3 separate regions of the Homo sapiens genome follow, and all the other regions are linked to region 1. Evidence: read pairs that join two places in POLR2A ChIA-PET (ENCODE). Cell type or tissue: MCF 10A. All regions are shown on one strand. Links, peaks and the distances in the headings refer to the core of each region. The heading gives the core; the rest is flanking DNA. Region 1 has its middle 10 kb from the start of FBXL14. Region 2 overlaps WNK1 (WNK lysine deficient protein kinase 1). Region 3 overlaps ERC1 (ELKS/RAB6-interacting/CAST family member 1).

The links. ChIA-PET counts read pairs that join two places held together with the same protein. Peaks named below come from ENCODE experiments on the same cell type or tissue, not always from the same donor. Only the 100,000 strongest peaks of a DNase experiment are listed, where the experiment ranks them.
Region 2: POLR2A ChIA-PET joins it to region 1 with 5 read pairs; 2 of 35 experiments call an interaction of 5 or more read pairs at or near these places.
Region 3: POLR2A ChIA-PET joins it to region 1 with 6 read pairs; 7 of 35 experiments call an interaction of 5 or more read pairs at or near these places.

Annotation. Positions count from the first base shown.
Region 1 is chr12:1,599,598-1,609,877 of GRCh38, reverse strand. No RefSeq gene overlaps it. Among named protein-coding and RNA genes, the nearest start is that of FBXL14, 10 kb to the right of the region's middle. RefSeq lists enhancers at 3,506-4,025, 4,176-4,255, 4,376-4,435, 4,026-4,547. In MCF 10A, for the core only: a CTCF peak has its summit at 4,449 (motif pointing right); DNase peaks (open chromatin) are centred at 3,727, 4,207 and 4,467.
Region 2 is chr12:853,574-863,853 of GRCh38, reverse strand. It overlaps WNK1 (WNK lysine deficient protein kinase 1), which reads right to left. Exons shown (of 28, transcript NM_018979.4): 5 at 6,605-6,693; 6 at 4,390-4,609; 7 at 2,511-2,841; 8 at 1,584-1,771. Among named protein-coding and RNA genes, the nearest start is that of RAD52, 91 kb to the left of the region's middle. In MCF 10A, for the core only: no CTCF peak of the experiment used is centred there; a DNase peak (open chromatin) is centred at 6,073.
Region 3 is chr12:1,468,708-1,478,987 of GRCh38, reverse strand. All of the region lies in intron 18 of ERC1 (ELKS/RAB6-interacting/CAST family member 1), which reads right to left. Among named protein-coding and RNA genes, the nearest start is that of LINC00942, 27 kb to the left of the region's middle. RefSeq lists an enhancer at 5,477-5,546. In MCF 10A, for the core only: no CTCF peak of the experiment used is centred there; DNase peaks (open chromatin) are centred at 4,067 and 4,697.

The sequences.
Region 1 (10,280 bases), core at 1,822-6,821:
ATCCCAGCATTTTGGGAGGCTGAGGCAGGTGGATCACTTGAGACCAGGAGTTAGAGACCAGCCTGGGCAATATAGGGACACCCTGTCTCTACAAAAAATTTTAAAATTAGCTGGGTGTGGTGGCGCATGCCTGTAGTCCCAGCTGCTTGGTAGGCTGGGGCAGGAGAATTGCTTGAGACCAGCAGTTCAAGGCTGCAGTGAGCCATGATTACACCACTGCACTCCAGCCTGAGCAACAGAGTGAGACCCTGTCTCAAAAAACAAAACAAAACAAAACAAAACAAAACAAAAAGAAAAAGAAATGAAAATATAAAAGTTGTTTTATTGTTGTTGTTTATTCTGATATTTAGAGACAGTTTACTCCTTCTGGGGCTTTGTGGGTGGGAAGTCAACTAACAAGGATCTAGGAAACACTAGGAAATATTCTCCCAGCAGGCACACACACACTCATTCAGGATAGTATTTTCCACTTGTTGGCCGGGCGCAGTGTCTCACACCTGTAATCCCAGCACTTTGGGAGGACGAGGCGGGTGGCTCACTTGAGGTCAGGAGTTCGAGACCAGCCTGACCAACATGGAGAAACCCCGTCTCTACTAAAAATGCAAAATTAGCCAGGCGTGGTGGCTGGCTGTAGTGGAACTTCTCGGGAGGCTGAGGTGGGAGGATCACCCCAGGAGCCCAGGAGCCCAGGATCCCAGGAGGTTGAGGCTGCAGTGAGCCATGATTATGCCATTGCACTTCAGCCTAGGCAACAGAGTGAGACCCTGTCTCAAAAAGAAAAAAAAAAGAATTTTCTACTTGTTTAGGGATCTCTCAGGATCCCTAACATGTAAGAAATATTTAGGAAACCAGGCTCTGACTTACTGCCACCACGTATTTTGCATCCCTAATATTTAGTAACAGGGCGTGAAGCAGTTGACTTTTATATGTAATCTGGGCGCTTCCTCTTACATAACACCAGAAACTTCTCGTTCTCTCCAACTTTTTTTTCCGTTTGTAAGACATTTCTTTCCCATGGTAGGACAGTGACAGTTGACAATGCTTTTTTTCCAGATCTTCCATTCTTCTTTTTCTAGCTTTGTCTTAGAATTAAAATGAACAGTTTCAAAAATAAACTTGATTTTCTTTAAAAGAAAGAAAACAAAACAAACAAAAACCCTTAGTTTGGAACACAACCCATGGTTGGAAGTGAACCACCTGCTCTCTCCCACAGCCATGGATAATTCAGTGTTACCCATGGGATTATGCTGGCCAAGGATTTCAAAATGCTCATATTTCAAGCACTTACTATCTTATACTATATAACACTGAAAAATACTAGTTAGCATATTAATTCATGTAGTAGCCCCAACTTTCTGTCAGTTTGTGACATCTTACAGGGTGTTTTTAATAAGCAATAGGTTTACAATGAAAGTTGTGATGGTCAGGATGTTAATATAGCATTAAGGAAGCAAATGTGTATTAAACTTTATTAGCAGCTCCTGGGCATTTCCTGTAGTGAAGCTTTACAGACTAAGACACATTTCTGATGTAATCACAAGGCAAGCTGATTCAATTTTGGCTCTGCCAGCGGTGACAATTTCTTAGTATACTATTGTTTAAAGTATGCCCTACTTTTTAAAGTTTATAGATATAAAAGCAGGAAAATGGCTGAAAGAGGGATCCCAAAGATTGTGTTTTCCATTTTCCCATAGCACTTCAGCAGCCATTGACATGCCTGAGGACATCCATCATCACTCCATCTGAAATTTCTCCTTTTCCTCCCTTTATTGCCGGAAGATCACTGAGCAACCCTAATCACACAGCAGTCTAAGTGATCAAACTTTTATGTACTGCAGCGAATTTCTTACCATTCCAATTGCTCACAAATTTATTGAAATATCAAGTAAAAAGGCAACAATAGGCCAGGTGCAGTGGCTCCTACCTGTAATCCCAGCACTTTGGGAGGCCGAGACGGGTGGATCACCTGAACTCAGGAGTTCAAGACCAGCCTGGCCAACATGGTGAAACCCCGTCTCTACTAAAAATACAAAAAAAAAAAAATTAGCTGAGCGTGGTGGTACATGCCTGTAGTCCCAGCTATTCGGGAGGCTGAGGCAGGAGAATCCCTTGAACCCGGGAGGCGGAGGTTGCAGTGAGCCGAGATCGCATCACTGCACTCCAGCCTGGGTGACAAGAGCGAGACTCCGTCTCAAAATAAATAAAGGCAACAATAGCAGATGACTGCAATCCTGAGTGTGCGCCTGGGTGAGGAGACTCAAAGACGCTCGGCATGTCGGAGGAGAGATGCGTTCAACCTGAATTGTTCCCGTGACCCTGAGAAAGTGACTTCTCATTCTCTGCTTTATTTTCATTTGTAAACAAATAAAAAGCAAGCAAACAAAAAGCAACCATTGTCATTAAATGTCTACACAGTGCTTTTGTTAAATATTTACACCTGCTTTGAGTGTCATCTGGTCACTAAGATTTGCTATTATGTGACAACTCTCATTTAGGTTCCCTGAACCAGTTAAATTAAGGAAATTAAGGAATTCTTTTTTTTTTCTTTCTTTCTTTTTTTTTCTGAGACAGAGTCTTGCTCTGTCACCCAGGCTGGAGTGCAGTTGCGTGATCTCAGTTCACTGCAACCTCCGCCTCCCCAGTTCAAGCAATTCTGCCTCAGCCTCCTGAGTAGCTAGGATTACAGGTGTGCTCCACCAGACCCAGCTAATTTTTGTATTTTTAGTAGAGACAGGGTTTCACCATGTTGGCCAGGCTGATCCCGAACTCCTGACCTCGTAATCCACCTGCCTTGGCCTCCCAAAGTGTTGGGATTACAGGCCTGAGCCACTGCACCTGGCCCATTAAAGAATTCTTGATGGTTACAACAGTAGCCACTGATTTCTTATGTTAGTTACTTGAACTCTTTGGCCTTCAATAGTAAGTTAGTTAGTTAGTTAGTTAGTTTGTTTGTTTATTTTGAGACGGAGTCTTGCTCTGTCGCCCAGGCTGGAGTGCAGTTGCTCGATCTCAGCTGACTGCAACCTCCGTCTCCCAGGTTCATGCGATTCTCCTGCTTCAGCCTCCTGAGCAGGTGGGATTACAGGCGTACACCATCACACTGGCTAATTTTTGTATTTTTAGTAGAGATGAGGTTTCACCATGTTGGCCAGGCTGATCTCAAACTCCTGACCTCAAGTGATCTGCCTACCTCGGCCTCCCAAAGTGCTGGGATTACAGGCGTGAGCCACCGCGCCTGGCCAAATAGTTTAAAAATAAAAAATAAACAACAAAGAATCTCACTGAAGCTTGAGATTGAAGCTCAGTCTGAAGCCCCAGGCAAGCTGTTCCAACTTTAGAGAAAATGTGGACAGGGTTTTCATGCCTCTTTAATTTCCTGCACACAAGGCGGGAAGGTCAGTGCTTGGTGTTACTGACCTCTTTAGGAATGACTGGATTCAGGAAGGCAGTGGCATCATGTGACATAAAGGTGTGGTTTTACCTCAGAACCATCTTTTCTGGGGTGTGAAGAGTTAATCAGCATTAACTCTGAGCCTTCGCTTTTCTGCCCCTTGAGACTCTGCTTGTTTTTTTTAAAACCTTTAACCCTATCCTCTTGGCAGAAAAGGGGACCTGGCTGTGAACTCTGTAGCTGGGCTGATCCCTAAAGCTCCTCTGGGTCTGACATTATGTAAGAAATGTAAATGCTCTGACTCATCCAGATAGGACTTTCCAGCAAAGCCTGGCCTGGCGCCAGCACCTTTTCAAAAAGGGAGCACCCTTCGCACTGTGGCTCAGTCAGGCCTCGGGCGGCAGCGTCCCGCCGAACGCGGAGTTCCAAATCCGCTCTCAGTAAGACTGATCTTGATTCCCCCTTGTCTTTTGAAATATTTATCAACATGCGAAAGCCTCTGAGGATCCTGATAAAATGACCTTTACTGGCAGAGGGAACAGAGCCCCAGGCTAGGCAGAAGCAGCCAAGTCAGCAGTCCACTCCACGGTGGTGAACGTTTGGAATTTAGGCAGCTCCAGGCAGCCTCTAAACCTGTGCCTACTTCCCTTGGAAAACAGAATTGAAACTGCTTCTCCACGCCCACTTCGGCCCTCAGTGCTGACATTCTGGAAAGAGCTCTAGCTGCGATAACCGTCCCACCCCACAGACATAAAATGGCACTTGGCAGAAATTGACACGCAAGAGCCTCCCCTTGAGAGCGCCTTCTCTTCCCTCCTCTCCAGACGCTGTGCCTGGCCCGCTCCTGCTTCCCCTTCTGCTCGGCAGGGTGCACTCCTCATTAGTCCTAGTTGTACTTTTCACTCTTCCCGGGCCCTGGCACTCTCTTCATGCCCGGCCACACCCCGCTTTTCCCAGCACTGTCCCTCCATGCCAGAATCTCCCCGAAGTTCTGCTCCCGGGCTGTCACTGGGAAGAGAGGTCACCGACACCCGAGTGGGCTTTTCAAGGATAAAGGGCTAGTAGGGAAGTCACCGCTAGAGGGTGACATAATTACACACAAACGCATTCCTGGTCCTGCGAGGCCACAGCCAGCTGTGGGCCTGAAGGCATGAAACAGGTATCAGGATATCTACCCTGCAGTACACACACTCACACAGGCACAAACACACACCACCCTCTGTCTCTCACATACACTCACTCTCACACACACACACCCTCCCCCACACACTCTCACACACACACTTTCTCACACACTCACACACACACTCTCACACACACTCTCTCACCCCCACACACTCACACACACTCACCCCACACACTCTCACACTCACTCTCACACACACTCACCCTACACTCTCTCACACACTCTCACCTCCCACACACTCACCCCACACACTCTCACACACCCCCACACACTCTCACACTATCACACACTCACCCTACACACACCCCTCACACACTCACACACACTCACCCCCCACACACTCTCACACCCCCCACAAACACCCACACACACTCTCACACACCCCCACACACTCTCACACACTCTCACACACTCTCTCACACACTCACCCTACACACTCACACACCCCTCACACACTGTCTCACACACACTCACCCCCCCACACACACCCCACACACTCTCACACACACACACACACACTCTCACCCCCCCCCACACACACACTCTGACCTATTTTGGCTAGCAAACCAACCAGAGCCTTCGAGTGTCTTCCATGATCACCATGCCTCACCGTGACCAGATCCTGCTCACAGTATGGTCAATATGACACTCACTGTTAACTCTTTTTTTTCCCCAAGCCAAAGGTACTTTATGAGGAGTTGTTCAAATACATAATGGGACAGCAGTACTCCTAACAAGCAAAACATACCACACATTTACATGGCGCTTTAAAGATCTCAAAACATATTTGCACATCTTTTTTTCCTTTTATTTTCAGTTGACATGTAAAAATTGTACACATTTATAGAGCACAGAGTGCTATTTCTATCCATGTATGCTATGTGTAATGGATCCAATCAGGGTAATCAGCATATCCATCACCTCGAAAACCATTTCTTTGTGTTGGGAACACTGAAAATCCTCTCTTCTAGCTTTTTGAACAAATAAAATAAATTGTTAACTATATTCGCCCTACGGTGCTTTAGAACACTAGAACTTATTCCTCCTGTCTAGTTGTAATTTTACATCCATTAACCAACCTACTCCTGCCCTCCCCTCCCTGCTGCACTTCCCAGCCTCCTTCTTTCAGACAGGGTCTCCCTCTGTTACCCAGGCTAGAGTGCAGTGGTGTGATCATACCTCACTGCAGCCTCGACCTCCTGGGCTCAAGCAATCCTCCCATCTTAGCCTCCAGAGTAGCTGGGATCCCTGGTGCGCACCACAATGCCAGGCTAATTTTTGTATTTTTGTAGAGATGGGGGTCTCCACATGTTGCCCAGGCTGGTCTCGAACTCCTGACCTCAAGTGATCCACCCGCCTTGGCTTCCCAAAGTGCTGGGATTACAGACGTGAGCCACAGTGCCTCACCCCTACTTCTGTTTCTATGAGCTCAGTTGTTTTTAGCTCCCACACATGAGTGAGAACATGTGGCATTTATCTGTCTGTGTCATGGACCTCTCTTTACGTGGCATCATAGAGTAACTGCATCCTAGCAAGGCGGACTGCTAAACTTATACTGTTAACACAGCAAAGCATGGTGGCTGGGATATGGGCTCTAGATCCAGATCACAGAATTCAAATTCCAGTTCGGCCAGCTGTTTGGTCTTGAGCCAGTCCCTTCTCTGGGCTGTACTTTCTTCATCTGTAAAATGGAGATAGTAATGAACCCTCTTCATAGGCTGTAAAATGAGCTGTTGTCACAATTAGGGAAGTTCATAAATGTAAAGACCTTAAAAGAAGGCCTACTGCTCAATCAATGCTCTGTAAACATTAGGCTGTTTTCATTACGGTCTGTCACCATACTAGGAGGTTACACACATTACCCCAGTCAACCCTCACAAAACTCCCAAGATTTGGAAATCACTAGTTCCATTTCATAGATGAGATAATGGAGCCTCTTAGTGGTTAAATAATTTGTCCAAAGTCATAGAGCTAATAAGTGACAGAGTCAAGATTTTATCCTAGAATTCATCTGACTGTAAAACCTAAGTTCTTTCCACCATACCACTGGAGAAAATTTCAACCTTTGTATCAGAGGAGCTCATGATCTAAACGACAGAAGATGGAGGGGGGCGGGGGACTATAGTTTTGTCCTACAGGATTTTAATTTTGCCAAAAAAGAGAGAGCTTTTAAGAAGTATAATTTAACAAAAGTTTTAAAGAAGGAAAAAAAAGGTGGGTACTAGGAGGTTCTACCAGCGATTCTCAGTTCTGTGATCCCCAGTTCCCAGGTGATGCTGACAGCAATGTGAGAAACGCAAATTCTCAGGCCTCTCCCCAGATGTCCTGCATCAGGAAGCCCTCAAGTTTATTCTGATGCCTAGTCAAGCTTCAGAATCACCACGCTAAGCAAAAGAAAGAGTAACAGTTGGGCCAGGCGTAATGACTCACGCCTATAATCCCAGCACTTTGGGAGGCTGAGACGGGTGGGTCACCTGAGGTCAGGAGTTCAAGACCAGCCCGGCCAACATAGTGAAACCCCATCTCTACTAATAATACAAAAGTCAGCCAGGCGTGGTGGCAGGTGCCTGTAATCCCAGCTACTCGGGAGGCTGAGGCAGGAGAATCGCTTGAACCCGGGAGGAGGAGGTTGCCGTGAGCCGAGATCACGCCACTGCACTCCAGCCTGGGCGACAAGGTAAGACTCTGTCTCAGAAAAAAGAAAGAGTAAGAGTTGGTAGTGAAACCATAGGTCCAAGGCCACAGGACGGATGGATGTCTGGCAGAAGAGGAGTTCTGGACTATTTCTTTGCGCATGAATGGAACATGCTACCCTTCCTGACTTACAGAGGAGAAGATAAGATGCAAACACATGGCTGGCTCTACCTGAAAGATCATTCTCTTATGCGCCTACGCTTTTGTTATGTTTCCAGTCCTTGAACCTGTACATTTCTTTTTCTTTTTGAGACAGAGTCTCGCTCTGTCACCCAGGCTGGAGTGCAGTGGAGTGATCTCGCTCACTGCAACCTCCACATCCCAGGTTCAAGCTATTCTCCTGCCTCAGCCTCCCGAGTAGCTGAGATTACAGGCACCCACCACTACGCCTGGCTAATTTTTTGTATTTTTAGTAGAGACGGGGTTTCACCAAGTTAGCCAGGCTGGTCTCGAATTCCTGACCTTGTGATTCGCCTGCCTCGACCTGCCAAAGTGCTGGGATTACAGGCATGAGCCACTGCGCCCAGCTTCGAACCTGCACATTTCTTTAAAACAGGAAGTACAGTTTTAAAAAAGTGTCACTGTCAGTAAATGTACATCTGTATAATTCTGAGGCACATCTGTAAGGGTTTTTTTTTTTCTTTTTCAAAGTGCATCTTTATACAAGAAAAAAACAAAAACAGCATTTACTAGGTCCCTACTATGTGCCGGGCATGCACTAGGCCCTTCCTTTCTCGTGGATGTTTTCTTAACGCATCTCACCACAGCTCCGTGAACGACAATCACTTTCGTTTTATAGATGAGGAAATTGAAGCTCAAAGAATTGAGTGACTTTGCCATAGGTCAGGCAACAGACTACAGTGGGAGGGCAAGGATTCAAACACACAGCTTCAGACTCCAAGTATGGTGTGAACGCAGCTCACGGGAATGGGAACAGAAAGCACGGGCACGTAGGGGAGAGTCACACGTGGACGCCACAGGCAGGACACCCTGAACTTCCCTCTTTTTCCATCCTTGTCTGGTTCTATTGTTAGAGAGAAGAATGGGGCAAATGAGGAGAGAGCTGACTAAAACAAATTTTTTTTTTGAGGCAATCTCGGTTGTAAAAACAGTTGCAAAGTCCAGACCATGAATTAAAATTTTCTGACTTCAGATACTGAATTTCCAATTCCAGATACATAAGAGTTAAAGGTTTCTCTTTTTTCTCTCTCTCCTCTCTCTCTCTGTTACCCAGGCTGGAGTGCACTGGTGTGATCACGGCTCACTGCAGCCTCGACCTCCTGGGCTCAAACTATCCTCCTACCTCAGCCTCGTGAATAGCTGGGACTACAGGTGCGCACCACTGTGTCTGGCTAATTTTTTAAATTTAATTTTGTAGGGATAGGGTCTCCCTGTGTTGCCCAGGCTGATCTCGAACTCTTGGGCTCAAGTGATCCTCCCACCTCAGCCTCCCCAAATGCTGGGATTACAGGAATGATCCACCGTGCCCAGCCAGATCTCTTATTCTTGGGAAAAATAAAAGCCAAGAATTCTTTAGGAAAGTGATTTTTTAGATTTTTTAGATTAACTGATGCCTCAATATGGAAGATCCATAACAATGTATGACAATACATGGTTGCTATTGTAATGTTCTTATTTTTTTCTAAACAATATAAAACTTCAGCCTATTCTCTAAAAAAATTTCCACTATAATGTAATGACATTCTTCCCATCAACACCTATTCAAATTCTAGGTTTCACTATGGATCCTCCAAACTGAGAACTTTATTTCTATCACTCTGCTGGCACTTATAACACTAACAAATACTGTCACTGTCACAGGTATTTTCTAGCTCACCTGCTGGATCCCAAGTTCTTAAAGGCAAAAACGTAATCTTCTACATCTTTGTTTATTTCATAGCACAGAGCAATGTATATAATTTGTATTAATATTTTCCTGAATTTTTTTTCTCGAGAGATGGTCTGGCTCTGTCACCCAAGCTGGAGTGCAGGGGGGCAAGCACAGTTCACTGCAGCCTTGACCTCCTGGCCCAGCGGTCTTCCCGCTTGCCTCAGCCTCCTGACTAGCTGGGACTACAGGTGCATGCCATCACGCCTGGCTAATTATTTTTATTTTTATTTCTTGTAGAGATGGGACCTTGCTATGTTGCCTAGGCTGGTCTCAAACTCTTGGGATCAAGCAATCCTCCCACCCTGGCCTCCCAGAGTGCTGGGATTACAGCCACCCTGCCCAGCCTGAATGATTGAATAAATTGAAAACCCGTCTTTCTAAGTGTTCGGTGACCTGGAAATGGCTACATTTACAACACACTTTATTTTCCTAGAGTTGTTCTATCTACCTGTTTTGTAACAAGTACCTAAGGTGTTTGTCAACATTGAACAAACAATACCTGATATCTGAGATTATTCTATTACCGTATTTCTGATTCTTTGGTTGGGTGCCTGAAACTACAAAAACACCTATTATAGTTAACACTCAAAAGCTGCAAATAACAAATTACAAATGGCAACCCGATTTCAAGAGTAAAAGGGCGTGACCATCCATCGGGCGTGAATACTAATAGTACAGCACCCCCTTTCACCTCCGTGGGTTTCCCAGTGTGGACAATATAGCACACATTCACCCTCACGGGAAGGCTCTGGCTACCCAGATCACAAGCCCTTATTTTTACGGTAGTGGATAAAGATGATCCTAAGCCTACATTTACAAGATACAGCAAGCTAATAATTTGGGGGAACATCTCAAATATCTCAGGGGGTTCCCGGCAATCTGTTGATGTAAGAATACTTTTCACCTATTTTTCTCTCTTTTTTTCTATCTTTATTTCAAAATGTTTGTCCTGCTAAAATCTTTTTTAAATTTTTAATTGTAAAGTACACACAACGTAAAATTTGTCATCTTAACCTTTTTTTGTTTGTTTGGTTTTGGTTTTTTTAGACGAAGTTTTGCTCTTATTGCCCAGGCTGCAATGCAATGGCACGATCTTGGCTCACCGCAACCTCCACCTC
Region 2 (10,280 bases), core at 3,571-8,570, 750 kb after region 1:
TATTCTAATTTCTAAAATTTCACTTATAATTTGTCCATATTATTGTAAGCCACATTCCTGAAATGAGACAAGAATAGAATTAGACAAATTTTTAAATTCTCAATATTTAATAATTCTTCATAATACCTCCATAGAATACTGTCATTAAAAAGCAAGAACGTCTGCTTTTAGAGCATCAATAAATATAGCTAGATTAATGGCTCAAATAATATCTTCATGTCATTCTACTTGCTTTCTAAAATAGAGACCTAATGCTCCCCCATGATGAGTATAGACAAGAGAAAATTTTAAAAAAAAAGTCTTAGCAAAATCTAGTTATAATAATCCAGAAAAAAAACAATTAAAGGTAGAAACTGACAAGAAATGCTGACAAGTAATATTTGTCAGAACACAGAAATATATTTTCTGTGCAGTCTTTATAAAGTTCTTCTATTCTACCCTCAATTATTTTAAAGACAGAAAGTAGATTGTTTTAAAAAGTTAGTATATTAGTTTTTTATTTGTGTTACTGTGGCCATTCATTTTGAGACCTAGCCAAAGCAGGATTAAACGGACTCTGAAACAAATGAACATCTTTTATTCCAAGCTGTAGGATAAAAAATCGAACAAGCAGAAGTATTTTCTTAACAGAGAAAGATTTTCATTTAAAGAAGAGCAAGAATTCCACAAAGTTTAGATTAAAAGCTTTCTGAGAAGGGGAAAATCTGTCTGCTTAAAGATCTCACTAAACAAGTGCTGTACAGTGACAAGTTACTTATTTTCTAATACCTTTCAGAGGCAGATGACGTATTTTATTTTCCTCTGAGGTCAACAAAAGAAATGGGGTATTATCTGATGATCTACTTTAACATTCTCTATATGAGAAACAAGAGTGTCTAATGTAAAACACAGGATAATTGTGTGTGTGTATGTGTATACAAGCATAAAATGTTTCAGGAAATAATTTCTATAAGTTGATTCTGAAAATAAATCAGTAATAAAACAGTTACCAACTAAAGGGAAAAAGCAAAAGAACATATACTGGGGAAGGAACTTGTGTCCAACACAGACTTTAAAAGGCAGGAACACACACAGCAACTGATGATTAACTCAACACAAGCGCTAAATTAAACAGTCATTCAAATAAAGGATTCCCTCAATCTAGAGTACTCACATGCAGCATTCTATAATGGTTTGAAGGTCTTACCTGTGTTTTGTACAATAGGGAATCTTACAGGAAATACTTAGTAATCATTTTAACAAGCTTTTGAAAAACTCTTCTCGCCCCACCCGCAAAACATTTGTATGTCCAGCTTTTGTTGCTGTGAATAGTTTCAACATCTTAAGTGCTAAAGAGAGCGTTCCCTTTAGTAAAAATGCAGACTAATCTAAATCTTGCACATAGCTGCTTCATGTAGGCAGTTCAGCTAATGCCCACACATTAATGTCTATATCCTACTCTATAATAAGGCTTTAGAGACACAGCATTTTATATTTTCTACTTCAGACTCATACTGTTACTTGGTTTGTACAAAGAATTTTAATTTAGCAGACTATCCATTGGCTCTCATTGTAGTATTACATGCTCTTAAGCATTTACTTACCACACTTGAGGGTGGATATACCCCATGGGGCTGAGACTGTGCTTGGACAGTAGAAGGTATATGCCCTGGGACTGTGCCTGTAGAATGTGCCTGTTCATGTTGGGAACCATATGAAACTGTCTGTTGGCTGCTCACTCGAGATTCTGTGAAGACAGAGGATCCCTGACCACTGTCAACCGTCCCATCAGCTGAAGGAAAAATGAATCGCCAAAAAAAAGAGAGAGAGAAAGACAAATCACAAAATGGAGGTTCACATTTTCTCATATTTAGACCCATTATATTAGGGGTAACTAGTTATTCCTTGCACAGATTTGAACTAAATAAAAAATGAATTGTAGCCATATTCAGTAGATTTCTATATTTAAATGAGGAATCCATATGGCTATCACAGAATCTTACCACCTGAGGAGTAAGGGAAACAGCATGAAACACTATAAGCCTTAAATTTGACACAGCTTTCAAAGTCTTAATTATGGAGGCCAGGAGGTTCTCAGTATTAAACAAGTAATTAAATTAATAACCAGTGTTCTCATTAGTTTTTAGTCTATATACCATTCAGCTTTGCTAAAAGAGCTCAACCAGACTGATGGGTTCAATTTTAGTAGCCAAGCTTGTTCATTCTTCATTATTAAATCTGTTTTATTTAAATAAATTGTGAAAAGTAGAAATCTACAAATTGAAACCTCCAAGATGTTGAAGCTTATAAAATTATTTTGTATCCTAATCACATTTCCTTACCACCCCATCCTTCTATTCTCCTAGTCACAGATATAAGAATAAAGAGAAGCTAGACGACAACCATTTCAAATTTTGTATAATAGTAGGATTCATAATTCAAAACCAAAAAGCCAGTGCAAAATAACAAGAAGCTAAAAAAACCAATTAGGAGAATCATTAGCCTATCTGTCCACTTCCCAAGATACGTACATAACACAGATATACTGGGTTGCTGGTACTGTAGTTGTTGATGTTGATCTGCCTCAGGTTCTTCAGGTTCTACTTGTGTAGAAACTGAAGCTGAAGTGGTAGAAGCAGTAGGTATGCCGGTGCTAGCAGAAGGGAGCTGCTTGATTCCTGTCTGGGAAGCACTGGATTGTTCTACCTGCTGTTTGAGACTGCTCTCTTCCTGCTTTTTTTTTTCTTGCTCCTCCCGTACCAACTGCCGCTGCTCTCGTTTCCTCTTAATTAATGATACTCTGTCTTTGATAGCTTTAGCCATGGTCTTGTGATCACCTTCACAGACATACCCAGACTCTACCTACAGAATAAAAGGGTAAATTAAGCAGTAGTATATTGAAAGAAAACAACACCCCCCACCACCACCCCCCGCCAAAAAAAAAAAAGGCATTGTAAAAAAAGTAGAGAAGAGGAGGAAGAAAGAATTCTCTCAGGACTGGCCTTAACCGAACTGTAAAATCTGCATTATGCATTTCCCTACCATCTTTGTAGATACTTGAGGGGTGGGTACCACCATTTTTGCAGAAACTCGAAGGGTAGGTATACCTTCACTCCTTATAACAAACAACGAAACAATAGGGCAACTAAAACCTCAGTTCCTAAACCAAGTAAGGTACTCTGTTCTATTCACTGTATTTCCCCCTCACACGTAACCACTAACATTAACCTGTGTTGATTTCACTTTCTTTTACAAGGCAACTACTTAATCTGCTAAAACAACTGTGGTACGAATATGAAGATTTAACACTGCTCCTCCCCTCCAAAAAAGCAAAAAAGCTCAGACAATACAAACAGCTAACAATTAAACATAAGTAACTCATACCTGATCTCCTCTCAGAGGCAACTACCACTTTTGAATGGTTCTGATAAATCCGAGTAGAGATATTCTGAGTTATCTTTCCATAATAATCAGCTATTTTGGGCACTATGGCAAGCATAAATTTGGGGAAGGGTTTCCTTATGGAAGAGTGATCTTTTAGACATACTTCAAATAATAATACATCAAAGGCTTCCTACTAGTATTTGATCAGGAAAACTCTCTTCAAAGTAAAAACAATTCATGGTCCTATGTCTGTTTATAGAGTTCATCCAGATAACTGATCAAAGGCTAATGTACCAATATGTAGAAACATAACTTGTCATTCTTAATGAATGATGCTTATACAAACTGGGAGTCACTCAATCTTACAGACTTTTCAAAATGACTTCGGAATGCATTCTACTAGTTCTACCTATCTATCTCATCTATCTATCCCTATGTATATATATATCTACATATTTTCTCAAAAATAACTTTTGGCCGGGCGAAGTGGCTCACACCTGTACTCCCAGCACTTTGGGAGGCTGAGGTGGGATGATCACTTGACATAAGGAGTTCGAGACAAGCCTGGCCAACATGGTGAAACCCTGTCTATACTAAAAATACAAAAATTAGTCAGGTGTGGTGGCACGTCCCTATGGTCCCAGCTTCTCGGCAGGCTAAGGCAGAAGGATTGCTTGAGTTCAGGAGTTTAAGGCTGCAGTAAGCTATGATTATCAGGCCACTGCACTCCAGCCTGGTGACAGAGCAAGACCCTGTCTCTCTCTCCATCAAAAAAAAAAAAAATTTACTTTTAAAAAGGACTATAAAATCTAACACCCATTATAAAAGCAATACAAAGAAGTTTAAAAAAAAAAAAAACACACACACACGAAAATCCCACTAATCAAAGATAACTTTTAGGGCCATCACAATTTTATGTCAATGGGATATGCCACACACGGCACTTCATCAACTGCTTTTTTGCTTAATGATAGTATTGATATATATAAGTCTAAATCAATTTTAAAATGGCTAATGTCAATTTACCATTTCTTGTGCAACATCTTCTGGGACATCTCTCTCTAAATCAAAAGAAAACTCAATAGCTTCATTATCTTTGTATTTTCCCTTTAATTTCTTAATATCTTCAATACGTAGCCATAATTTTATGGCTATTTTTTCTCCATCATCTTCTTCTGCTAATTCTACCCGTACTCCTGTTTCCTCTTGGAAGAAGGCATGGTTCAAAAGGTCTTTGATGGAATATCTTCCAAACAGAGGGAAAAGAAAAGGAACAAAAATAAAACACCATTAGTTTGAAAAAATAATTTTCAAATGTGGCCAATTATTGTTATTCGCAGAAGAAAAAAATGGGAAAAAATACAGGGGAAAGTATAACTCATTTTTACATTGCTGAATTTGAAGGGTGCCTACAGAGGTTTACTCTGAAGTTATAAAACATCATAACAATCTCATTCATGAATAAGAGCTGACAGTGATAATTTTTAAATCCAATGATCTCATTAGTAATAGTATACTAGTAATGGCGAGCTAACACAATTGTAACATAATTTTTAAATCCAATGATCTTATTAGTAATAGTATACTAGTAATGGTGGGCTAACACAATTGGCTCTATTAAAGCTTCAAAATACCACATGATCATTTATATAGCATTTTATAAGTAACACAAATCTTCATATTTATGATCTTGTCTGACCAACACCCAATTTGATATCATCTCCTGATTATTAGGAAATGGAGGCCCAGAAAGGTTGAGAATCTTGCTCACAGTTATAAAAGCTGTAAATGCTGAAATAGAAACTAGAAAATAAATATTTTTGTTTCTAGTTTGGTACTTTCTACCACAGCAAGCTTTATTTACACCAGTAAGTTCTCTTAATTCCTTGTTCAATAATTTGTGTACTGGGCAAGCAGAAGTCTGATTGTGAAACAATCTTAAGATAAAATGGTTTCAATATGCCAATCATCTAATAAACTGCTCCAACAAGAGTTGAAACAGGCTGGGCCCAGTGGCTCACACCTGTAATCCCAGTACTTTGGGAGGCCAAGGTGGGTGGTTCACCTCAGGTCAGGAGTCTGCAACCCGCCTGACCAATATGGTGAAACCCTGTCTCTACTAAAAATACAAAAATTAGCCAGGTGCGGTGATGTGCGTCTGTAGTCCCAGCTACTCAGGAGGCTGAGACAGGAGAATTGCTTGAACCTGGAAGGCAGAGGTTGCAGTAAGCTGAGACTATGCCACTGTACTCCAGCCTAGGCGACGTGACAAGACTGTGTCCAAAAAAAAAAAAAAGAGTTGAAACAAACATTCCTTTGTTTATAGTAAAAAGTTCTTAAAGAGATTTAAGTACCCAGCATATATAAAAATGAAAACTCAAACTAAATTTTTACTTAATAAAGGCTTAAAAACCATGAAGTTAAGCTCTTCTAAATAACGATGTTATAAAAAGAACGAGACTGGAGAGGTGAAAAGATGGAATTCTTTAATTCGGTTGATACATCTGATAGCTCTCATTCTTCAAGTGGTAGATTATGCTCAATTTGCAATTTGTATTTGTACTAGCTGGTCTCCTTTTTCTTTTTTGGAGGATGGAAGGGGGTGGCAAAGATAGACTGTTTTTCAGAAACAGACACTGGACCTTCGCCATGCCTGACGGGTGATGAATCAGCTACATGGCAGATCAGATACTTGCCACTCCTCTAAGAGAAGCCCTCTGTTAGTACAAATGACTAAGCCACATCTCCTTCCAACCCCTGGGCCAAGTCTTCTCTTTTTACTCAAGGAATTTTGATGTTTTGCTCTTCTTCAATTCTGGCGTAAGGACGGCAAATCAGACCTGTAATAGCTGAGCTGACTTTAAAGAGCCAAAGTTTTATTTCACCACTTAGAATTCAATGGTAAAGGACTAAGAAAAGATTTCCTGTGTTAGATATTAAACTCTTTTTTGAGTTTTATAAATCATGCTGATGTTTTAAGTAAGCAGTTCTCATGGAATGTAGCTATGTTTATGGTGGTTCTGGTTTACTGAAACTCTACCAAACCATATTTTTACAGTGTTCCAGTATATCAAATCTGAATAACCACAATGAACAAAACCCTACCTTTAAAAATGTTACAGGCACAAATAGAGAAACCAATCACAAATATTAAATACACCGTAGAATGTGTGTTGTACTCAAAGCACATTACTTTTTAGGTTTTGTTCAAGTATCACCCAGATCAAAAGAGGCAACTTACCTTTCATCTTTGTTTTGTCGTATGCATCCTTCAATAATTTCCTTCACTTCAGGAATTGCTACTTTGTCAAAACTGGCTGGCTTCACCCCCTGAAAACCATAAACAGAAATACATTAATAAAAGCAGGGCCTTTGAACTTTGTTTTTTAAATTTCCAATTAAGGTTCTTTTAGGTTCCTTTCTTACTATCCCGGCTTTTTTTCTGACTCGCCTGCAGGAGTTGGTCCATGCAGTGTCACAGTTGGGTAGTGACAACTTAGCTCTTCACAAGAAAACATGGAACAGTGACAGCAGGGTCACTTACTTCCATATGTGACAATGAAAAAATTTAGGCAGATGTTAATATCTTCTGCTGTGTTTCAAGTAAAGGAATTTATTGCCTAAAAAAGAAAGCTAAATGTTCTAATTGGTTAGAAGATCTTTTGTTCAACCTTGTTCCCTAAACACATAAATCAATACAGCATTTAACTATTTTGAACACTGAACCCATGTGTGGGCATGAATTCACATGCTTAGTTTGGCAGGGATTATATTATTATAGTAATCTTTAACAAACTCAAAGGAGTTGAGGATTTATATTGTTTTGGTATGATAACTGAAGAGCAAATTGTCCTGCACAAATAAAACACAATGAAAAGTAATATATTGGACCCATACGAAAGACAAGCTCTGCAATTAATCTCAGAAGAAAACTCATTACCACTATCACATGTGATACTACATAGTAGTCATCACAGTAATAGTTTAAAATCTTTATAAAGTATAAATAAATTCTTTCTTATTTTTTTTTTTCCCTCGAGATGGAGTCTTGCTCTGTTGCCCAGTATGGAGTGCAGTGGTGTGACCTTGGCTCACTACAACCTCTGCCTCCTGGGTTCACGTGATTCTCCTGCCTCAGCCTCCTGAGTAGCCGGGAATACAGGTATACGCCACCATGCCCAGCTAATTTTTGTATTTTTAGTACAGATGGGATGGGGGTTTCTCCATGTTGGCCAGGCTGGTCTCGAACACCTGACCTCAGGTGATCCGCCCTCCTCGGCCTCCCAAAGTGCCGGGATTACAGGCGTGAGCCACCATACCCAGCCAATAAATTCTTTAAAAATAAATTTTCAGGTTGGGCGCCGTGGCTCACACCTGTAATCCCAGCACTTTGGGGAGGCTGAGGTGGGCAGATCACGAGGTCAAGAGATCGAGACCATCCTGGCCAACATGGTGAAACCCCGTCTCTACTAAAAATACAAAAATTAGATGGGCGTGGTGGCGCATGCCTGTAGTCCCAGCTACTCGGGAGGCTGAGGCAGGAGAATCTCTTGAACCCGGGAGGCAGAGGTTGCAGTGAGCTGAGATCAAGCCACTGCACTCCAGCCTGGTGACAGAGCAAGACTCCATCTTTAAAAAAAACAAAAACAAAAACAAAAACAAAACAGCAATGTGTGGAAAATATACATAAGATGTAAGAACAAAATGCTACTGTCTAAGAGGTGGGGTGAAAGAGAAAAAGATCTCATCTATTCTGACCTCATCTAAGTCACCACACGGATCAAGAGTTGAAGCACTGATATGCTGTTCAAGTGGCACTGTAAGTCAACAGACACATAAAACAAAGGGAATGGAGTTGGGGTGGGGTGGTCAGAAAAGTTAAGTTATTAAATATACATAAATTCTGATTATCTATAGTGTCAATGACAGATATGGTAAAACAAAATTAGTGACTAATAAATCACAGAAATGCATGTAATCTCTCATAGATCTAAATGAAATAAATGAAATACATAAAATGATAAGCTCTAAAGTCTTTTAAGTACAAGAGTTATATCCAAAGCTGGATAATGCTCAATTACTCATTGTATTATTCCGAAGACCCAATTTGGAGAATTCTACTCGCAGGGCTAACTTTTCACAGCAAGGAACTGTGTAGCAGGGCTGACCCTAAAGTTAAATTCATGTATTTAAAAGCTTCATTTATGAGAATGACTACAAAGATCACTATCTGTATTTTCCTCAATCTTATTTTTCCAACTCCACCTAAGTTTTTCCCAGCTTGTTTTTATCTTCATATAATTCTAGTGAAGACAAAATAATGCTGCTGAAGCAAAAGCCTGCTTTAATTGAGCAAGCTGGTATTTCAAACTTAAGACTTATGAAAATAGGAAATGCAAGAAAAAAATGAATGCCACACACTAAAAATTCTCTGATAGTAAAAAACTGAGCACAGTTGGCCCTCCTTATTCATGGTTTCCACGTCTGTGGATTCAACGAACTGTATATTGAAAATTCAAAAGAGAAAACTGTATCACAGTACTGAACACATACAGGCTTTTCCCTGTCATTATTATCTAAACAATACAGTATAACAACTGCTTACATAGCACTCACGGTGTATTAGCTATTGTAAATAATTTTTACATGTAAATACTATGGGTCATTTTATATTTCTGGAACTTGAGCATCTTCAAATTTTGGTATCCACAGGAGTGTGGGGTCCTGGAACCAACTCCCCAGACAGGGAGGAACAACTGTATTCTGGTTTACATTTGGTTTTAGTTTTCTACAATAAACATATAAAAACTGCATAAACTTTCTTTTTGTAAAGATAAGTTCTTGGCCAGGCATGGTGGCTCACACCTATAATCCCAGCACTTTGGGAGGCCGAGGCAGGTGGATCACCTGAGGTCAGGAGTGCAAGACAGCCTGGCCAACATGGTGAAACCCCGTCTCTACAAAAATTAGCTGGGCATGATGGCGGGTGCCTGTAATCCCAGCTACTTGGGAGGCTGAGGCAGGAGAATCGCTTGAACCCAGGAGGCAGAGGTTGCAGTGAGCCCAGATAGTGCCACTGCACTCCAGCCTGGGTGACTGAGCAAACCTCTGTCTCAAAAAAAACAAAAAAAAAAAGATAATGATAAGTTCTTGCTCTGTTGCCCAGGCTGGAGTGCAGTGGTGGGATTGTGGCTTACTGCAGCCTCAAACTCCTCCTGCCTCAGCCTCCCAAGTAGCTGGGACTACAGGTGTGTGCCACCATGCCCAGCTAATTTTTTGTCTTTTTGGAGAAACAAAGTCTTGCTATGTTCCCCAGGCTAATCTTGAACTGCTGGGTTCAACCGATCCTCCTACCTTGGCCTCCCAAAGTGCTGGGATTACTGGCATGAGCTAACACAATTGGCCCTTCTGATTATTTTGATAGCATTTTAAAAGTCTAGGGCCAGGTGTGGTGGCTCAAAGCTGTAGTCCCAGCACTTTGGGAGGCTGAGGCAGGAGGATCGTTTGAGCCCAGCTGTTTGAGACCAGCATGGGCACAAAGCAAGACCCTGTCTCTCCAAAGAGACAAAAAACTAGTGGGGTGTGGCGGCACATACGCCTGTAGGTCCACCTACTCAGGAGGCTGGGCCAGAGGATCATTTCAGCCCGGGAGGTAAAGGCTGCAGTGAGCCATGATTGTGCCACTGCACTCTCGCCTGGGTGACACAGTGAGACCCTGTCTCAAAAAAAAAAGTTCCTTCTTCCATAAGCACATACATTTCAAGGGAATGTATGTAGCCTACTGGCAATAAAACTATGTATTAATTTAACAAAGCAAATGTATACTGATTCTTCTGTTTTAATCTAGCATAGGCACATTGAAAGGACAAAAACATTTAACAATAAAAGACATTCAGTGTGAACTGGACAAGTAGAAG
Region 3 (10,280 bases), core at 2,325-7,324, 130 kb after region 1:
ATGATGAATACATATATAAATGTGAAGGGTAAAACAATAAAGCATTTACAAGAAAATGTAAGAGACCATCTTTAGGGAATGTAAAGATTTCTTAAACAGAACACAAAAAGCAATAATCACAAAGAGAAAAAATTGATAAACTGGATCTACATTAAAATTAAGGATTTCTGTCTCTCTCTCTCTCTCTCTTTTTTTTATTGAGACAGAGTCTCACTCTGTCGCTCAGGCTGGAGTGCAGTGGTGCGATCTTGGCTCACTGCAAGCTCCACATCCCGGGTTCACACCATCCTCCTGCCTCAGCCAAGTAGCTGGGACTACAGGCGCTCGCCACCACGCCCGGCTAGTTTTTTGTATTTTTAGTAGAGACGGGGTTTCACCGTGTTAGCCAGGATGGTCTCGATCTCCTGACCTCGTGATCCACCCGCCTCGGCCTCCCAAAGTGCTGGGATTACAGGCGTGAGCCACCGCGCCCGGCCGGATTTCTGTCTCTTAAAAGACACCATTAAGAGAGTGAAAGGGCAGTCCACAGGAGAAGATACATATCTGATGTATGCATATCCATAATATATAAAGAACTCCTATAAAGCAGTAACAACAGTTAATAATGAAAAATAGGCAAGACACTTGAATGACCACAAGAGTATACTGAAATGGTTAACAGACATATAAAAAGGTGGATAACTCATTAGTCATCAGGAAAATACAAGTTAAAATCACAAGGAGATACCACTAAATGACCACCAGAATGGCTAAAATTTAAAAAGACAGACAGTATCAAGTGCTGACAAGGACGTGGAACCACTTGGCCTCTCCTACACTCCCGGTGGGAGTGTAAATGGCCATAACCACTTTAGAAAAACATCTGGCAGTATCTACTAAAGTTGAATGCCAAGCTGAACAAGTGGACTTGTAGGTACATGTAAATTCACCTGAAGACACTGATAAGAGTATTAAAACCTGGGAACAACCCAAATGTCCATACTGAATGATAAACAGACGATAAACAATTTGTGGCACATTCATACAATGGAATATCATAGAGCAATGAGAATGAATGAACTATATGTATAACAAAACAGATACAATTCGTAAACATGATGTTGAATGACAGAATCCAGACACAATAGAGTATGGTATGATTCCAGGCATAGAAAGTTTAAAAACAGGCAGAACTAATCTGTGGTGTTTGAGGTCAGGTTATCCTTGGAGGATGAGGAGTGACTGGAAGGAGGATGACAAGGGGCTTCGGCACTGGTAACATTCTGCTGCTTGTTCCAAGAATTTGCTATATGAGTGTGTAATTCAGCTATATACATAGGATTTGTTTACTTTTCTGTATGCAAGTTATAATTTCAAAACTTCAGAAAAAAACCCATCAAGGACCCCCAAGGATTATCTAACTGTACGATCCAATCTGACCCTGAAAACACCTGCTAGGCTGTCTGCCCTAGAGGCCCCCAACACCCACATGTTTCTGGCTCTCCTCTGCCTGCCCCAACATTTCTTCCCTGTCCTGGTGTTGTTCTTCTTTCTGCTCAGTCTCACACGTGCAGGGGTTTCCTGAGGTCTAAGGAGACTGTCCACTGTTCTCTCTTAGATCCTCTGCTTAGCGAAATGTGTTTACCTTTAGCTTTAAAAGGGGGGAGGGTGATAATAACAGCAACTAACTTACTGGGCATTTATTATGGGCCAAGTATTATTCTAAGTGCTTTAGTGATTAACACATTTAATCCACTTTCTTTCAAATTTATTTCTTTTGAGGTAGGTGTTCTTTAAATTTTTTTTTAATCACAGAAAATATCACATGTATAATAACTAGCATAATAACTCTTCTATGTCCCTCATCTAAACATAACCATTATGAAGGTGGATCTACACAATTATAACTCTAGCTTCTTTTTCTACTGAGTTTCAGACTCACATCTTTCCAGTGCCTGATAAACATCTCTTGGTGAATGTTCCCTTTACACATCAAATCATACTGTTCATACTATTTACTGAATTGTTCTTTTCACCCAATAATTAAACAGCTTTTCATGTGATAAAATATTCTTCTAAAATAATTTATAATGGGCTGCATTGTAATCCATTTTATTAATATATTGTAATTTATTTAACTCCAATAGACATTTAGTTTGTTCTCGTTTTCATTACTATAAATATTAATGTATTACATTTTCCCATACATAAATCTTTGCATGTCTATGATTTTCTACTTAAAATTCCCGAGTCAAAGGGTATAGACCTGTGTAAAGCTTTTGACAAGTAACCAGACCATTCTAGAATAGCTGTACTGATATTCAGCCCATAAGCAAGAAATAAGGGTGCCATTTTCCCACTCTCTGAACATACTGGGGACTCCAACAAACCAACCAATCCCAACCTTCCCAGTATGACAGCACTGTTTTCATTCGTAGTTCTTCCCATCTGTAGTGAAGCCAAAAACTGGGGTAAAACATTAAAAAATATATATTTATTGGCCACTTCTTCTGTGAGTTTCCTATTAATGCTCTTTCCAGATCATGTTTCTTCTAATTTAGTTTTTTCTTTCTTTTTTTTCTTTTGAAGAGAAAGAGTCTTGCTCTGTTGCCCAGGCTGGAGTTCAGTGGAGTGATCATAGCTCACTGTAACCTCTAACTCCTGGCCTCAAGTGATCCTCCTGCATCAGCTTCCCGAGTAGCTAGGGCTACAGGAGAGTGCCACCACGCCTGGCTAAGTTTTTTTTTTTTTTTGAGATGGAGTCTTGCTCCGTCGCCCTGGCTGGAGTGTAGTGGCGTGATCTCAGCTCATTGCAATCTCTGCCTCCCGGGTTCATGCCATTCTCCTGCCTCAGCCTCCTGAGTAGCTGGGACCACAGGTGGCCCCAGGCTAATTTTTAAAATATTTTTAGTAGAGACGGGGTTTCACTGTGTTAGCCAGGATGGTCTCGATCTCCTGACCGTGTGATCCACCCACCTCGGCCTCCCAAAGTGCTGGGATTACAGGCATGAGTCACCTTGCCCAGCCTTTTTTTTTTTTTTAAAGAGATGACATCTCACTATGTTGCCCAGGCTGCTCTTCAACTCCTGGCCTTAAGCAATCCTCCCACTTCAGCCTCCCATAATGTTGAAATTACAGGTGTGAGCCACCACATCTAGCCTAGTTTTTTCATTTCCGATATCCTTGTTAACAATCCTAATTCAAGCTCTCATGTTCTACCATCTTGCAATAGCTTCATAACTACTTCAACCCTGGTGTAAGAGTAATCTTTCTAAAATAGGCTGGAACAGTTCCCTCCTCCTCTTCCAACATCTTAAATGATTTCCTTCCTACAAAATAAAAGACTAAGCTTTTTGGCATGGGAGCTACTGCTTCAATTTCATCTCCTGGTACATACCTGCCATTCCCTGTCTTTGCTTTTCCTTTCCTCTCATTCTAGAATGTGGACAATCTTACTTCCTACACATCTTTCTTCTCTATCTTTCTTATCCTTCACGGTTGAGCCCCTTTTCTCTGTAATGCCATCCCTGGTTAGAAGTGTAAACTGCTACAGTATTCATTTTGTCCCCTTTCAATAGTTGGTTTTATGTTTAATTCCCCAACTGTTCTTCAAGCTCCTTGGTGAATTCTTTTTTGTATACCAATATTGCCTCGTAACAAAAGGCCTGCACGTAGCAGACAATCTGAAAATGGTGAATGAAATAAAGGAATAGATATTAATTCTGGGGAAAGGCCTCGATAATGTTCTAAAGAGCTATTTAAGTTCAAATTTGAAGCATGTCCAAACCAAAACAATCTGATGATACAGGCCCTTTGGTAGACAGCAGGGCACATAAACCATACAGTGTAGCACTCCACTGTGTTTAAAGTTCTTAAGGGATGGAATACGGGACAAGTATAGGATACGAAGGTGGCCTCTGGCAGAAATTCTCTGGCTTTTTTGTGTGTTGAATGTTATTAAAATGCATTCTGTTCTTAGTAGCTGTTCCAGCCCTCCCTGAACTCAGAGTAGTAATATGATTTCTAGAGGGACTTGAGCCAAGAATCACAAATGCAAGAGCAACTCAATCTGAATGCTCAAAGCAACACAGGCTGGAAGCGTATGCAGCAGAGGGAAGGGGAGAATGCCTCACCCTACCACTGTGCAGGGAAGAAACGAACGGAGGAAGCTCAGCAGAGCGGGAACATTTCAGAGATGAGGCTCTCCAAGCATATGGCAGACAAAAGCATGGTTACGACTGGCTACAGGGAAAACCACTCAGGCCCCCTTCCCTCTTTGAGTGTTAGGATAACTGCCAGAGAACAAGCTGACAGTCTAAAGAATAAGGAATGCGAGGGGGCTGAATGGAGAAAGAGAAGCAGAGCTGAGGGGCGGGCTGCTTGATTCAGGGAGACTGCCCCAAACATTTACCGCTCAGCACAAGTCATGATTTTAGAACAGAAACAACATTTTCTCTCTAGTAAAGATGTTAGAGAGAGCTACCAGAACTCCGTGAAATAAATTTGTAAAAGAGAAAATACAGTTAAAAGTTCTGTGGACTTGGCCTGATTTCAAGGTAAACAACTCTATTCATAGTCACAAAGCATGAGGTGAAAGGGAGGATGTATTGATGGGTATAAAGAAGGGACGGTTACAAGAGGGGTCAGTGAATGAATTCCTCTGTGGTTGGCAGTGACTCAGATTAATTCCTTTCTGCAGATGGTTTGGTGGAGGGCAGGAAATTATTCAGAAATGCCTAGTTTGGTTTAAGCAGACAAGAATCTAAACTTGAGGTTCTAACAGCTAAGTCCCAGGATGTGTCACAGGCCATGAGGTCTGAGCTGTAATCTGGCATGATGTTCGGAGCCTTTTGGAGCTGACAGATCAAGTGGAAATGGTGCTCGTCCTGGCCAGGTCTGGCCCACAAGCCCCTAACTTGAATCTGCAGGCTTCTTAGGAGATACGAAGACATAAAATAACTTCCTAGTTTGGAATTTCACACAACTGGAATAAATGGAAATGTATTTTGCCGTAAGAGCATCTATTGAATAAGACATAAAACTTACACAGTCAGAGGGATCTGGAATCCCTCTAACCCTCTACAATCCCTCTAAACCTCAATCTTTTTTGCCCAGGGATCTATTTTTCTACAGGCATCTGGTCACTTCTTGACTCTACAGAATCCCTTTAGCACTTAGTACCAGGGAAAACTAAAATTGCTCTTGAAGAATTTATCCTATGTTTATTTCCCACTCATTAAAGTTAACTCCAAAGTCCTCTTTCCTTTCAAGTCTGCACTTGCAGAGACTGTGCAAGTGGGCCGGAAGTGGTAATGGCTGTGAGGCTGCTGTGGGGACTTCTCCTTCTCCCTCCCTGTCCTTTTTTTTTTTTTTTTTTTTGAGATAGAGTCTCACTCTGTCCCCCAGGCTGGAGTGCGGTGGCGAGATCACAGCTCACTGCAGCCTGGAACTCCTGGGCTCAAGTGATCTTCCTGCCTTAGACCGCTGAGTAGCCGGGACTACGGGTGCGCACCATCACACCCAGCTCCCCTTCCTACTTTGTGATGAACTCCCTTGCCAGGCAATGTATGAATTTGTTTTTACAGGAAGGAAAGGCTGTTGCTTAGACCAAAAGTAAATAAGATGTTACTGCTCTCCCATAACTAACTTTGAACAAAATGGCATAATAAAAACGAGAGTTTGGGCCGGGCGCAGTGGCTCACACCTGTAATCCCAGCACTTTGGGAGGCCAAGGTGGGTGGATCACGAGGTCAGGAGTTCAAGACCAGCCTGATCAACATGGTGAAACCCTGTCTCTACTTAAAAAAATACAAAAATTAGCTGGGCATGGTGGTGCGTGCCTGTAATCCTAGCTACTCAGGAAGCTGAGGCAGGAGAACTGCTTGAACCCAGGAGGCGGAGGTTGCAGTGAGCTGAGATCGCACCACTGCACTCCAGCCTGGGCAACAGAGTGAGACTCCTTCTCAGAAAAACAAACAAAAAACAACAAGAGTTTGGCTCCATTCGGGTCTGTCTATCCAAAGTCAAAATTCCACTGCTTAACAATTTGATAGTTCACAGTCATCTCCTCCAGATTCAAGTGGTGATATAAAGGGACTTCCTCCTTTCTTTCCCTCATGATAGAAGATGAGATTCCCTGGATGGGAGGGAAACTCAAGTATGTAATTACTTTCTTGTATTATCAACAACACTTTATGCCTGGCATGTAATAAGTGTTCATTAAGTATTTACTGAGTGAATGCTAGCCATATGCCTTAGGGTAGCTAGATTTATCTTCCTTCCTCCCTCCTTCCCTTCCTTCCTTTTTTCCTTTTCTTTCTCCCTTCCTTCCTTTTCTCTTCTCTTTTTTTTTTTCTTTTGAGACAGGGTTACACTCTGTTGCCCAGGCTGGAGTGCAGTGGTGTGATCACGGCTCACTGCAATCTCTACCTCTTGGGCTGAAGTGATTCTCTCACCTCAGCTTCCCGAGTGGCTGGGACTACAGCGAAATGCCAGCACACCCCACTAATTTTAAATTTTTTTTGTAGAGAGGAGGTCTCACTATGTTGCCCAGACTGGTCTTGAACTCCTGGCCTCAAGCAATCCTCCCACCTTGGCTTCCCAAAGTGCTGGGATTATAGTGGGGAGCCACTGTGCTTGGCCTAGATTTTTTAATGTTAGGTCATCACATATTTCTGCCATTCATTTTCAAAGGTTAAAAACAAAACAAAAACAAATCAAGAGCTTCTCTGCTTCCCAGCTATGGCACTGAAAACTCTGCAACTGCACTGGCAGCCCCCAGCCCTAAAAGAAATAAAACAGTTAAGATTTCTAGTGAATCTATATAAAAACATAAATTATCATTTAGTTTTCTACCCTGTCCCCTATCCCCGACCTGCAGCTCAGGCAAATACCCAACAATGGAACAACGAGACCTACAAATGCTACACCCAAAACAGGCCAATTCTGAAATTTAGACTCATCAGCCCGGAAGGGAGCTACAGGAACTACTAGTCCCATTCTCTAACCTTACAAGTAAGACAGCTGAGGTCTCAAGAGGTACAGGGCCAGGTACACAGGTTAGACTGATAGATCTATCTGTTGTAGGAAAACTTAATATGTATCTATCACGCCTGGCCAGTGGTTAGTGGATCAGGCTCTACTGCATCCAGGTGCACAAGCTCTCCATGGAGAAAAAGAGGAAGTCTCCCCTACCTGAGAGGAAAGCTTTACAAGGAATCTGGTCTTGCTAGCTGTCAGACCTCTTCCAGCTGTCACCACTCACAGTTGTTTATTATTCTTTGCAAGGTTAGAGTCAACCATTATTTTGTGAAAGTCAACAACTGAGAGACCAAGTAACCCCAGCAAAGGTGGACAAATGAATTGGGTCAGTGGCAATCTACAGGACCAAGAAACACGTGTTGCTAACACCTGTCACTCCAAATTAACCTCCTCATGTACAGCAGGAGCTGGAACCACGCACTACAATAGATACAACACTTCAGTTTTAAACCGTTATCTGGACAAAATCCAGAACAAATGTTTGCTTTCTGATGATTATATTTTGTATTCGCAGATGTCACCAACATACTCATATCTTAATTTCTAACTTACTTATGTCTAGACACTTCTAAAATTCTGGCTGTCTTCCTGCCTAAAGCATTCTTCCCTAGCTGAGATAATTTCAGTTTTTTCTACGTGATAGTCTGTGCCTACAGCAACTTTCCAGATTATCCTCTTTCCTGAAAAGTTATACCTCTCTAATTTTTTAGAGAAAGGGTCTCGCTGTGTTGCTCAGGTGGGTCTTGAACTCTTGGCCTTAAACGATCCTCCTGCCTCAGCCTCCTGAGCAGCTGGGACTACGGGTGTGTGCCACCATGCTCAGCAGGTTTTATCTTGATGTGGGTGTTATACCTTTTCTGAACAAGCTGGGAAGGGAGCTGAATAGCACGGGAGTTTGGCAAGAGAACAGAAAACATGACTATAAAAGACAAAAATGGGAATTAAAAAAATAAAACTCAACAGGAGATTTACATTGGTCTGATGAGCCTCTATACACTAAGAAAACAGGGGACCATCTCTTGTATAGAAATGTCCCTGGAACACCAAAGGAACTGTGACGTGGTATCCCACTCAAAGAACAAGCCAGTTACCCTTCTGTGTGGAATGCTTGGACGAAGTACAGTCCTGAAGCAAGAGATGGACGGATGGACTCTGGAAGTCTTTATCAGGCCAAAGATTTGCAGATGCAGGCTTGAGAAAGTGTGGAGTATTCTAAACAAAGAAGCAGATTTCCCAGTGAGGCAGATTTTTAATCTGGTTGTCTAAGCTGATTTGGTAATATCTCACATTATTTCTTACAAATCTATTAACTGAAGTGAACAGAGACGTTCAAATTAAGGGCTCGTCGTTATAAAAATGGAGAAAAATTTCCCTCCTTACCAAAGGGACCCATCAGAGCAGCAGCAGGGCTCTGGGAATCGCAGACACAGCCAGGTTAGCTAGTCCGCCTAGCGTATTTGGTTTGGCTCTCAGAAATGAAAAGTGTCAAAAGGGAGAAGATGAAGAAAAAAAAAAAACAAAAAAAACCCCAAACCCAAACAACTAATAAGAAACCTAATGCTGAAACTGTCAGGGTGGTAAGAACAAGGCTTTGTTGCAGTTAAGATTTAAGTGCTAAACCAGCACAAAGCCTGATCCACGTCCAGGCAATCTCTCAGGCCAGGCAGGAAGAGAGAAGGAAGTTTCCCCCCAGCCACAGTGGCACGTGCTCAATGCACCCTCTACGTCCAGGGTTGCACTCTGCTATTTCCAGTGCGTGGTATCTGATTCTAGGGCCACTGTGACAGGGAGAAACTGGAATGGCTCCCACAGAGAGCTATGGATCTTGCTGGATTTTTTTTTTTTTTAGTATAAATCTGATACATTCTCTGGGTGGTATCTCCTGACTCCCTTGTGAGATGACGAAATGACCCTTTGATGTGATACAAACTCCTGGCCCCGTAACTCACAAGGGCCATGGAAGGGGTTCCACGACTGCCAGAGCTCTAGGGTCCCGTGGGCTGCTCTGAGTGACCCCGGGGCATACCTGCCCAGTTCATGGCACACCACAGGGACATGGCAAGTTGTGTCTGACTTGGCTGGCATTGAGGAGGATGGGGGTGGGGTGGGGTGGGGCCTGGAGTTGCATGTTACTAGTTTTGGATTGCTAAAGGGAAAACAGTACTTTATGTGATTTGAAAGCTCTTGGGGAAGGTTGGGGTTGAAAGAAAAATATTCCCACAGCCCCCTAAAGCTCAGAGAATTTTGTTGTGTGTTTACTTAGGTGAAGAAGGGTGAGAATGAGGGACTCCCGGGACGTTTCCAGTCCAGTCTGGCTCAACGAATGCTTAAGGCTCTCCATACTTGTGAGTGCAGTTCCCCCAGAAAGTGTGGGTGAAGCCACGGAGCTCCAGGACCCACATGGCTTCACACAGTTTATTCCCACACGGAGGGGAGGCGAAGCCCACACCACAGCAAGCACTCTGGAAGGACCGCCAGGTCCTTCTTCTTTGCCTCTCTTTCTGAGAAAACAGCTGGAGAGGGCGGTGGGCCCACCCCTCCGAAGGAGCCAAGGGAGAGAGTGAGCTCCACACAGACCAAAGGCATGGAATCACCCACTGAACACAGCCCGTGGAGGCTGCTCCCAATCAACAGCTGCCCCAGCTACTCCCATGTTGCAGCACTTTCCAACGATCCCAATGCCCGTATGACAGCTGCTGGCAGCCTGCAGGGTGCCACACCAGACAGTGCTCAAGAGCTGGGCTCAAGGCTCCCACCAGCAGGACAGGGAGAAGAGAGCTGCGTGGAGTCACAGCCCTGCAGGAGACTCTTAATAAGATATTGTTAGTTATCTACTCTTCCTTTTTCTCCCTGCAAGAAATCCATAGTGCTTGGTTAGTGCACAACACCTAGCACAGACATGTATCTATCTGCTGTTATGCATTCCTGAAACACTCTGCTTGCACTAGAAGGCAAATGTCCCTGTGGCATCCTGCAGAGGAGTTAACATTCGTGAAGGAGAACAGTTACAGACAGAGATGCCTCTGACAGGCTAAGAGGACTTTCTTCCCAAGGTTGCACAGGGAAGTAGTGGGAAAAGGTCTGAAATGGAAGAAATGTCTAGTTCTAACTCTGCCACTTAGCTTTACCATCTTGAGCCTCTCTGTCCTCAGCTTCATTATGTGTATAAAGGGGAGATTAGATGATTTCTAAATTCTTTCCAGATTTAATAATCTGTGGCTAAATACAGCTCATCCCTGGTTTGCCTTATAAAATAACAG